2 separate regions of the Homo sapiens genome follow, and region 1 is linked to region 2. Evidence: read pairs that join two places in POLR2A ChIA-PET (ENCODE). Cell type or tissue: OCI-LY7. All regions are shown on one strand. Region 1 overlaps CUL3 (cullin 3). Region 2 overlaps CUL3 (cullin 3).

Region 1 (5,000 bases), 55 kb after region 2:
GTAAGAATGACTTACAAACACATATGTGAAGGAATTCCTCTTAGCAATGATGGCTTGCTTTTATAAGAAAGTATCTCTAAGGAATCTTATATTTTCTTAAAGTAGGTAAAAATTCCCCTTTGAAGTCGTTTTATTCATCTGCTCAGCAGTAACATTTCTCATTTAAAGAGTAAATTTGGGTCCAATCCTTTCTCAATGATTACAAGTACTAAATGGAGGTCAAATTAGGAAGTTTTGCTTAGTTACATTTTCAACTTTAAAACTGAATTTAAAAAAAAGAATGCTGTCTAGTAGCAACAGATTTGGATTAGGAGTTAAGGCAACTACAGGATCAGTTCTCAATTTCCTATTAACCGTTATCAAGTTGAGCAAGTAGTATTCTCCTCACCTTTAAAAAAGATTCATTAATAATTATTACTAGTGATTTTAAAGCAATGGTTAACAGCATTTCTTAAAATGAAATCTTTTACAGAACCCCATATACAAATGGTAACACAGGAGCTGCTCTCAAGGACCACAGAGGGAGCTTTCAAAGATTTCTACTTAACACTTCCTAGGCCTCCTGGGTCCTAGACACCCTCCAGGCTCCCTGTAAACGTTTGAAAATAACTGCCCTACATGAAACAGAATTATAGTTGAAAATTTTGATTTTATGATTGGGAAATTCTTTTAAATGTCATAGTGATACCACTATTAGCATTTTCTGACATGATTTCATTTAATCCTCACAATTTGTGAAAGACTGCTGTAGTTCTCATCTTAAAGAGGAGGAAACAAACTTAAAGAGTCTGTTAGTTCCTTTATTCAACATTGTGTACTATATGCTGGGTGCGTACTGCTGTACTGATCAAAGTCATAAAAAAGACTGAGGCCTCCTCAAGAAAATTATGCTCTAAAAAAGGAAATAGAGACTCCTCTCTCAAGAATCTTGGCTGTGAAAGGAGGTAGTTACTATAATGCAGAAGACAGGAAAAAGACATTTTCCTTCTCTGAGACCAGAGGGAAGGAGTCGAGAATGAATAAAGATGCAGATTAAATAATATAATTGAAAGGGAAGAATGCTGAATGAACTTCGAACTTTCACCTAATTACATTCCTTTTCACACTGATGTAGTAGTTAGGTTTCTTGAAGTAAGAGCAATTTGAGAATTCTCAAGAGATAGCTTAAGGACAATGATTAAAGTTTGGAATAGCTCAGGCAAGAAAGGGGAGAGGAAGCTGACCAGGGACATAAAGGAAACTGCTCAGAGGCACTGAGAGTCCAGCTAAATTAGAGACCACTGTCTTGCAATTTTCTCCAGGAGTAGCTAGAAAATATGTTCAGTGGGGGCAAATAGGTAGAACGATCCAAGATGCTTTCTGCTGCTATTTCTGGCCTTGTTCTGGGGAGGTAGTAAGAAAGGGGCAACTGGTAACATAGGTGGAAGTGACAGCACCATGGCTTGGGAGAATAAATGGGTCTTCCTGAGATCAAAGGGCACATTAACGTGAGAAGGAACCAAGCAACAAGATAGAATAATTAAATAATAACACCTTGCATTTATGTATAATGCTTATTATGTGCCAAGCACTATTCTAAGAAGCTTTATATGTATTAACTCCATCTTTAAAACAATTTTATGAGGTAGGTATCATCATTTTTTCCTTTTTGCAAAAGAGGGAACAGACAAGACACTAAGTGATTTGCTCAAAGTCCTACATCTAACAAACAGAAGAGCTAGGATAAAATGCAAAATGGAAGTTTGAAGATTTTTAAACTAGTAGGATGACAAGCTCTAAGCGTGAAGATCCCTGCAATACAAGCCTGTCTGATCGCCACTGTAGATCCAGGACCTGACCCATAGCAGCAACACACAATAAACGTATTTTAAATTGAATAAATGAATGACTTCCACATGCAATGAACAAAATTAAAATAGAGGCTAGACATAATATCTGTGAGGAATGTATTAACATAGTATCTGTGAGGAAGGTATTAAACTCCTCAATGACTGAGGGAGCATGAGTTCAGGAAGTCAGATGGTCATAGGGAGAGAGCAGGAGAGTAATTCTCAAGCCAAAAAAGATGATGATGGAAGTGGCAATAAACCACATCTGGGCCCAATAATTCAAGGACTGTAATAGAAACCTCAATTCAAAAAGATAAGCCTGAGAAATAGGGGACCAGAGTGTACAATTTAACAGTGTGACAGGAAGGGATGAGATGCGAAGAACAGTCATGGTGGAGGAAGTGAAATGTAGACCACAGCTAGTAAACAGAAAGACTGGACCGCAGACTAAGTCTTCTAACTCCCAATTCAGGGTCACTGACAATTTCAACTCATTTTTCCAGGAGACTAGGCTGACTACCCTGCTACATACAGAAGTGCCACATGATCTTTAACGACCCTCTACTACATCTTAAGACTTCACTTAGAGTTACAAAAACTTCAAACATTTCAGAGCATCATTTGCGCTGACTCACTGAATTTATCAATTACTATGGTTTGGCTTAGAGGACTAGTTTCTCATGTAATCAATCATTCACTAACCACTCACACTATGCTAAATGCTGCATGGTTCAAAACGATGTCTGGCATAAGCTTTGGACAGGGACCACAACCTAACCTAGTTCAGGAGTGAAAAAAAAGGGGGGGGGGGGAGGAGAAGGAGGAGAAAGGGAGGAAAGGAAGGAAAAAAGAAAAACTAGATGTGTTTTTAGATGCACATTTAACGTACATATTATAGAACATGCAAACCAAATGAGTGTTTATTCCTTCAATAAAGTTACAAGAGGTTACACACTTACTCTAAGGATTACATGTGAATCATATATGAACTTCTGTTTTTGAAGCCACCCCTCAAGAGCCAACAGGATTCTTTAAGTATCCCAGTGGTACTAAACCCATATCCTTTGAGAATGCTTTCTTAGAACGATTCACAAACTGGCTCTGCAGGCTTTTCAAAACTTAAGTTCTAGAAGTTGTACAATAAAATGACAGGATCGCTAAAATAAGTGTATGGCATTCGATGTAACTGCTTGCAAAAACAACATCCAATTTTAATATTGGCCTAATCGTGGCTAAATATTGGTATAATAATAGTTAACTATCTGCTAAGTTCTATTTTAAAGCTTTATTTTATTTATCACACAACAAACCTGTAAGGTGGGTCTCATTAGCAGTCTCATTTTACACAGGGGAAAACTGAGGCTACAAGAAGTAACTTGTTAAAGGTTATGCAGCTAGAGGCCGGGCGCGGTGGCTCACGCCTGTAATCCCAGCACTGTAGGAGGATGAGGCAGACGGATCACGAGGTCAGGAGATCGAGATCATCCTGGCTAACACGGTGAAACCCCGTCTCTACTAAAAATACAAAAAAATTAGCCAGGCGTGGTGGCAGGCACCTGTAGTCCCAGCTACCAGGGAGGCTGAGGCAGGAGAATGGCGTGAACCCGGGAGGTGGAGCTTGCACTGAGCTGAGATCACGCCACTGCACTCCAGCCTGGGTGACAGAGCGGAGACTCTGTCTCAAAAAAAAAAAAAAAGGTGATGCAGCTAGAAAGACATGGAGCTGGTATTCAAGCCCACACTCTTAACTACTATGCTTTCAGTCTCTTTACTTTTTAGTCACATCCCTATATTCATATGTTGAATACTCCAGTGCAAAAGTAAATGAAAATTCTCTACAGACTATTCATAGTTTTATTCTCCTAAGTAGTCAAAGAAATGCAAATTAAAGCATTAAAGTACTATTTTTTCACCTATAAAATTAAACATACATTATGCTGGGTAAGATACTGCTACACAGAAGTTAAACGGATACAACCTTGAGAAATATAATTAATTCTTAAGAGTGCTCACTTTAGAGCCAGATTGCTTGGGTCAGAATCCTAGTTCTGCCACTTGGAAGAATACCTTAAGCAAATTATTTAGCCTCTCAAAGCCTCATTTGTAGAACAGATAATAGTAGTATTCAATAGAGTTTGCTCAAATGATTAAGTTTAGATATGCAGAGTACATGATAAGCATTTAGAAAGTGTTAGCTATTATTATTACCCTTATGGAGGTCAATTAGGTAATATATTTCAGTTACGTGCAGCCCAATAATTCCATAATCATAGATGGACTCAAATATTTATGTGTCTAAATAGTCATAGTTGCAATCTTTTTTAACAGAAAAAATATGGACTCCCTGGAATCAACCAAAATATTTGGCAATAGGGAAATGGTTAAGCAAACTGAAGTATGATAGTCATTAAAAACTATGTTTTCAAAAATTTACAGTAAGAAATTTTTTAACAGCAGCATATACAATGATTATCTTACCTTAATTTTACTGTCTGTTCAGCCAACAATATGAAATTAAAATTCCAAAAACACATGAAAATGTTAATGTTGTTTGTTTCCAAGTGGTAGGATTACAGGTGATTTTTTTTATTTCCCTACTTGTACATTTAGATAATTATCAATTTTTCTACCAGGAATATACATCATTGTTATAATTAGAAAAGCTACTAAAATAAATTCATTGCTTTAACAGACTATGGTTGAATAGTTTTCACAAGACACTGATAGACTAATAACTAATTGTAATTCATGTGTTAACTCAGTGATTTGTTCTTACTAGTAATACCTTTACATTCTGTTGACCTTACAATGGGCTAACAAGAACTACTTTTAAAAAAAAGTTGCATTATTTAAAACTACAAATTGTCTAGTAACTTTTATATAAACCTAACAGGACTACTAAAGACCATCCATGTACTCTGGAATGAAAATAACAAAAAATTCCCTTTAAAGTCCCCCAATGTATAATATAAAAAAAAGGCATACCACTTTTTCTAGCCTTAATCATATAATCTTCCTGAACTGGACAAATGCTTTCATCCCTTAACTTCATTTAATGAATGATGTACAAACAAATGAAGCATTCTCTAATTTGTTTGAATCAAGTTTGTGATTTATGTATTACTTAAAAAGCCAAATTTTTACATTATATTTCATATTACTTAAATAGTT
Region 2 (5,000 bases):
AGTCAGAACTGATGAATTCTTCAGGAATGCTGTGTATAGAGGAAAATGATGCTTCAGTAAAGGAAGCCAAGGCATGTGATCAGAATACATAGTTTGGAGCACCCCAATCCAAAAATCTGACATCTAAAATTCTCCAAACTCTGAAACTCTGAGCATCAACATGATGCCACAAGTAAATTCCACAACTGACCTCATGCATCGGGTTGCAGCCAAAACTTTATTTCATGTACAAATTACTTAAAATATTGTACAAAATTACCTTTGGGCTATGTATATAAGGTGTATATAAAACATAAATGAATTTTATGTTTAGCACATGGGTTCCATCCCCACAATCTCTCATTATGTATATGCAAATATTCCAAAATCCCCCCAAAATGCAAAATCTGAAAACACTTATGGTCACAAGCATTTCGGGTAAGAGACAAAATCAACCTGAAGCTGGAAGGTGTAGGCAGAACACAGAATGTTTAAAGCCATGGGTTACTGTGGTGTAAGAGCTAAGCCTTTGTCTTTCAACTTGAGACTGTCAAGATGTGTGATGATAATTAAATGACATATAATATTAAGAAAAACTTGATAACCCTAAAATTTCATTATAGATAAAAAAGAGCTAATAAATGGAGAAGAAACACAGAAACTTAAGTGTGGCTCTATAAAACTATTAATAGTAATACTAAATAATCATTTATATTAAATGTCTGACATGTATGATTAATTACCATCAAGTACAATTAAGGGTACAGATGCATAACCCTTGAGTATTTGTGTGCATATGTTAAACAGAAATGCACACATATATTCACAGTAAACTTGTGATATGCACATGATATGATTCTAATATCATTTAAATTCTTGTGAGGTTTTAATTTTTATGTGTCTATTTTTTAAGATTTTTTAAAAGTCCCAGCTCCGGTTACCTCTAACTAGCAAACTCAAAGTATGAACAAGATTTTAAAAATCATTCCAAAAGAGAAAAAAAAAAAATTAAAGACTGATTTTAAAATGTCTTAATCCCAGGCTTTGACCAAAATGTAGTGACCAAAATGTAGTATGAGTTTGACATTAGTCACTTATCTACTAAAGAGACCTTAGCAGAGATAGAAAGTTGGTGGCTTTTTCTACTTGCCTTTTTAAAGCCAAAAACAGGCATTTTAAATATAAAATGTTCTGAAAAACATGTTCGAAAGCCTAATGTGAGTCAAGCATTATGTTTACATAAAGGGATGTGAGTTTCATCACCACAGAGATAAACCACATTTTAAATCTCTATTTACAGTTCTCTCTCAAGGGTTGCTATTCCTTGGCCAAGCAGGCCTGCAATGAGCAAAAACTTTCACAAGCTAGGTGGACCTGTGGTGAGAGACAGGAGCCAATGGTGGGGACCCACCTCATGCCCCCCTTTTCACAGCTGGTTCTGCATCTGACTTCATCCATACAGTAAGCTTGATAAACCAACTTCATTTGTAACATAAGCACTTCATTTGTAACATAACATCTATCTCACAATGCTATTCCACTCATTTCCACTTCTAGTCCTGAAAATAAATAGCTTTTAAGACCAACTTCCCTGCCAACAACTATAAAGGCTGGATAAAAAAATACAAAAGCACCACCAGTTTTAAAACATCAACTAGGACAGGCAGGTCTCCAGGAGTTGGACTGGAGAGAGATGGAGTCTTTCTAAGCCACAAGAAAAGGAAAGCTCAACCAGGTGACCTCCATGGAAAACTCCTGCAAATGCTTACTCAAGACCTAGGGCTCTTTGCATGCCCAGAAGACACGAGGACACCAACAAACAAAATGCTTGGCCCTACAAGACCACAGATATTACTACTTCCACCATCTTGGCAAAGATGTGCCTCTTCCTCTTCACCCTACCAACATATCTAAATAGTTAAATGATGTATAAGAAATCAAATTCAGCACATAAAAGTATGCTCAAAGGTGTCAAGACACACAATGCAAAAATACAGTTCCTATTGAAGCTAAACCTATGCAAAGTCAAGGGGTGTCTCTTAAAGTGCGCTAAATAGTTTCATTACTCAGGGAGTGGCATTACAAACAAATCAAATAAAAAGTTAAAATAAAAACAAATGTGAAAATTAAGTCCAAAAAACAACTTAACTCTTACTACTTAATTTACCTGCAAGAAAAAGTTTAGTAAATATTTTTAATAGTCATTATGTTACAGAAAAGCAAGCTAGGATAAATGGGTTCTAGGCAAAATCAATGGTGCACCCAAGGAAAGAAACAACTTAAAAATTGTTATTTTATCATTCCTATCTAATGTTTCATTTGTAACTATGAGTAAACAGGTGTTTGAGAACAAATTCTAAAACTAACCTTTGGGTCACATTCAACTCTGAAAGCTTAGTATAAATATAAATACAAAAGTCCTCTGGTTCTATTACAAAGTTTAAGGGAGCTTTTAATAACATGTTTGCTTTAAAGTCCAGTAGTTTCATACTTCTTTTTTTTTTTTTTTGAGACAGAGTCTCGCTCTGTTGCCCAGGCTGGAGTGCAGTGGCACGATCTCGGTTCACTGCAACTTCCGCCTCCCAGGTTCAAGTGATCCTCCTGCCTCAGCCCCGCTAGTAGCTGGGATTACAGGTATGTGCCACCATGCCCGGCTAATTTTTGTATTTTCAGTAGAGTTGGGGTTTCACCATGTTGGGCCAGGCTGGTCTCTAACTCCTGACCCGCCTCGGCCTCTCAAAGTAGTTCAGTACTTTTACTACTACTCCTAATAGACCAAGGATAGTTATTTATTAGTACTTATTCATCTATCCTCTGCCTGGTCCCACATATGGCCAGCAGTAGCTATTTATTTAGGAAAAAAAAAAAAGGTTTAACAATGTGTGAATTGCTGTGAAAGTTGGTCTTTTAAGCTAACTGTCAAGCTGGTTAATCAAACTCTTAAATAGTTCTTCTTTCAGTTTCTTATCCTCATACTAAGAACATCTGTAACTGTTTTTGTCTACTACTGTAAAAGAGAATACGAAAAGACAAATGTAAACAGGGTTAAAAAAATCTTTATAAATATTAAATACTTATTCTGCTAGTAAGCTAGAGATAAACCCTGAAAAGTTAAACTCACATTTAAAATTAAAAAAAAAAAAAAAAGAGGCAAATAACTCTATGACAAGTCTGTCAGAACATGTTAGAACTTGCCTTACCAAATTTAATCACTAAGGTAATCCTCTATTAACAAGTAATAAAATATTTTCAGAGTTCACTTTCAAATCATGAAATAAATACAGATTTAAAAAGGTTTAACACAATGAAGACAGAAATAGAAAAATTTTAAATGAGCAGAAAAGTAGTAAAAAGTTTCTACTGCAGAATCATAGTGGGGGAAAAAAAGTCTAATTATAATTAGATCGAAGTTTAAAGAACTTTCTCAATACTTTCCATGATACCAGTAACTGACTACACTTCTAAAACAGCACCAGTAACATATGAATTAGTAAATTGTACAGATAAACATTTCTAGATATAAAAATATTACTGATAAATTTGGTAGAGAAGCATATGATATGGTGTCAAAAAACCTGGTGGACTTAGCCACTACTAAAAAGCTCAGAGTTTCCACCACAGTAAAAATTTTCTTAAAATCTTTCTTGGGAGGCCGAGGCGGGCGGATCATGAGGTCAGGAGATCGAGACCATCCTGGCTAACACAGTGAAACCCCATCTCTACTAAAAAATACAAAAAAATTAGCCAGGCGTGGTGGCGGGAGCCTGTAGCCCAGCTACTTGGGAGGCTGAGGCAGGAGAATGATATGAACCCGGGAGGCGGAGCTTGCAGTGAGTCAAGATCCTGCCACTGCACTCCAGCCTGGGTGACAGCGTGAGACACCGTCTCAAAAAAACAATCCTTCTCAGGGGTCTGAAAAATTTTAACAAGAAAAACACAGTTGTGAAAATTTTTTATTTAAAAATAATTTCCATTTAAGAATTGTCTACCAAGATATTGGACAAATCAAACCCATGTTTCTCTAAAGTTGTGTAAACTGCAATAAATCATAAAATAAAAACACTGTTCTCTACTTCAAATTTAATAATCTAGAGGTCAGAGGGAAAAAAAACAGTTAATCACACTTTGAGGTCTTAGAGCAATGAATTTATAAGACTATCTTTCAGGAAAGAAGACCTGTATTAGAGAAGCAATACAATTCAGTGGTTAAGAGCACTGATTCAAGAACCAAATAGCCTCTGTTTCAGTCTTGTCTGCCATTTACTAGGTGTGACCTTAGTATCTGTCTCAGTTGCCTCATCTGTAAAATAACATCTACCTCAAAATGTTATTCCACCTTTAGTACTGAAAGAAAAGCTTTTGTAAGACCAACGCCCCTGGAAGAACAACTATAAAAGCTGGATGAAAATAAAAAACTACCACCTCATACCCATTAGAAGAGTTACTATAAAAAAAAAAAACACAAAACACAAAATAACAAGTTTTGACAAGAATGTGGAAAAATTAGAGCTCTCGTGCACTGTTGGTGGAAACCTAAGATAGTATAGCTGCTGTGGAAAGCAATATAGCAGTTCCTCAAAAATTACAAAAACAATTAACATAGGATCCACTAATTCCACTTCTGGGTATACACCCAAAAGAAATGAAAGCACATCTTGAAGAGGTATTTGTACATTCGTGTTCACAGCAACATTATTCACAGTAGCCAAAAGGTGAAAACAACTCAAGTGTCCATCAACAGATGAACAGATAAACAAAATGTGGTCTACACATAGAATGCGGTATTATGCAGCCTTAGAAAGGAAGTAAACTCTCACATATGCCGTAATACGATGAACCTTAAGGACATGCTAAGTGAAATATGCCAGTGACAAAGGGACAAACACCTTATGATTCCACTTACATGAGGTAATGAGTGATCAAATCATAAACAGAGAAGGTAGAATGGTAGCTGGCAGAGGCTTGGTGGAGGGGAAAATGGAAAGTTACTGTTTAGTGAGTACAGAATTTCAGTTTTGCAA

The links. ChIA-PET counts read pairs that join two places held together with the same protein. Peaks named below come from ENCODE experiments on the same cell type or tissue, not always from the same donor. Only the 100,000 strongest peaks of a DNase experiment are listed, where the experiment ranks them.
Region 1: POLR2A ChIA-PET joins it to region 2 with 14 read pairs; 16 of 35 experiments call an interaction of 5 or more read pairs at or near these places.

The regions. Positions count from the first base shown.
Region 1 is chr2:224,574,059-224,579,058 of GRCh38, forward strand. All of the region lies in intron 1 of CUL3 (cullin 3), which reads right to left. Among named protein-coding and RNA genes, the nearest start is that of CUL3, 8.8 kb to the right of the region's middle. In OCI-LY7, no CTCF peak of the experiment used is centred here; DNase peaks (open chromatin) are centred at 543 and 2,263; H3K4me3 peaks cover 3,737 bases; H3K27ac peaks cover 3,743 bases.
Region 2 is chr2:224,518,961-224,523,960 of GRCh38, forward strand. The region is part of intron 3 of CUL3 (cullin 3); the gene reads right to left. Among named protein-coding and RNA genes, the nearest start is that of CUL3, 64 kb to the right of the region's middle. RefSeq lists a silencer at 2,698-2,767. In OCI-LY7, no CTCF peak of the experiment used is centred here; DNase peaks (open chromatin) are centred at 421, 1,341, 2,921 and 4,881; H3K4me3 peaks cover 4,550 bases; H3K27ac peaks cover 5,000 bases.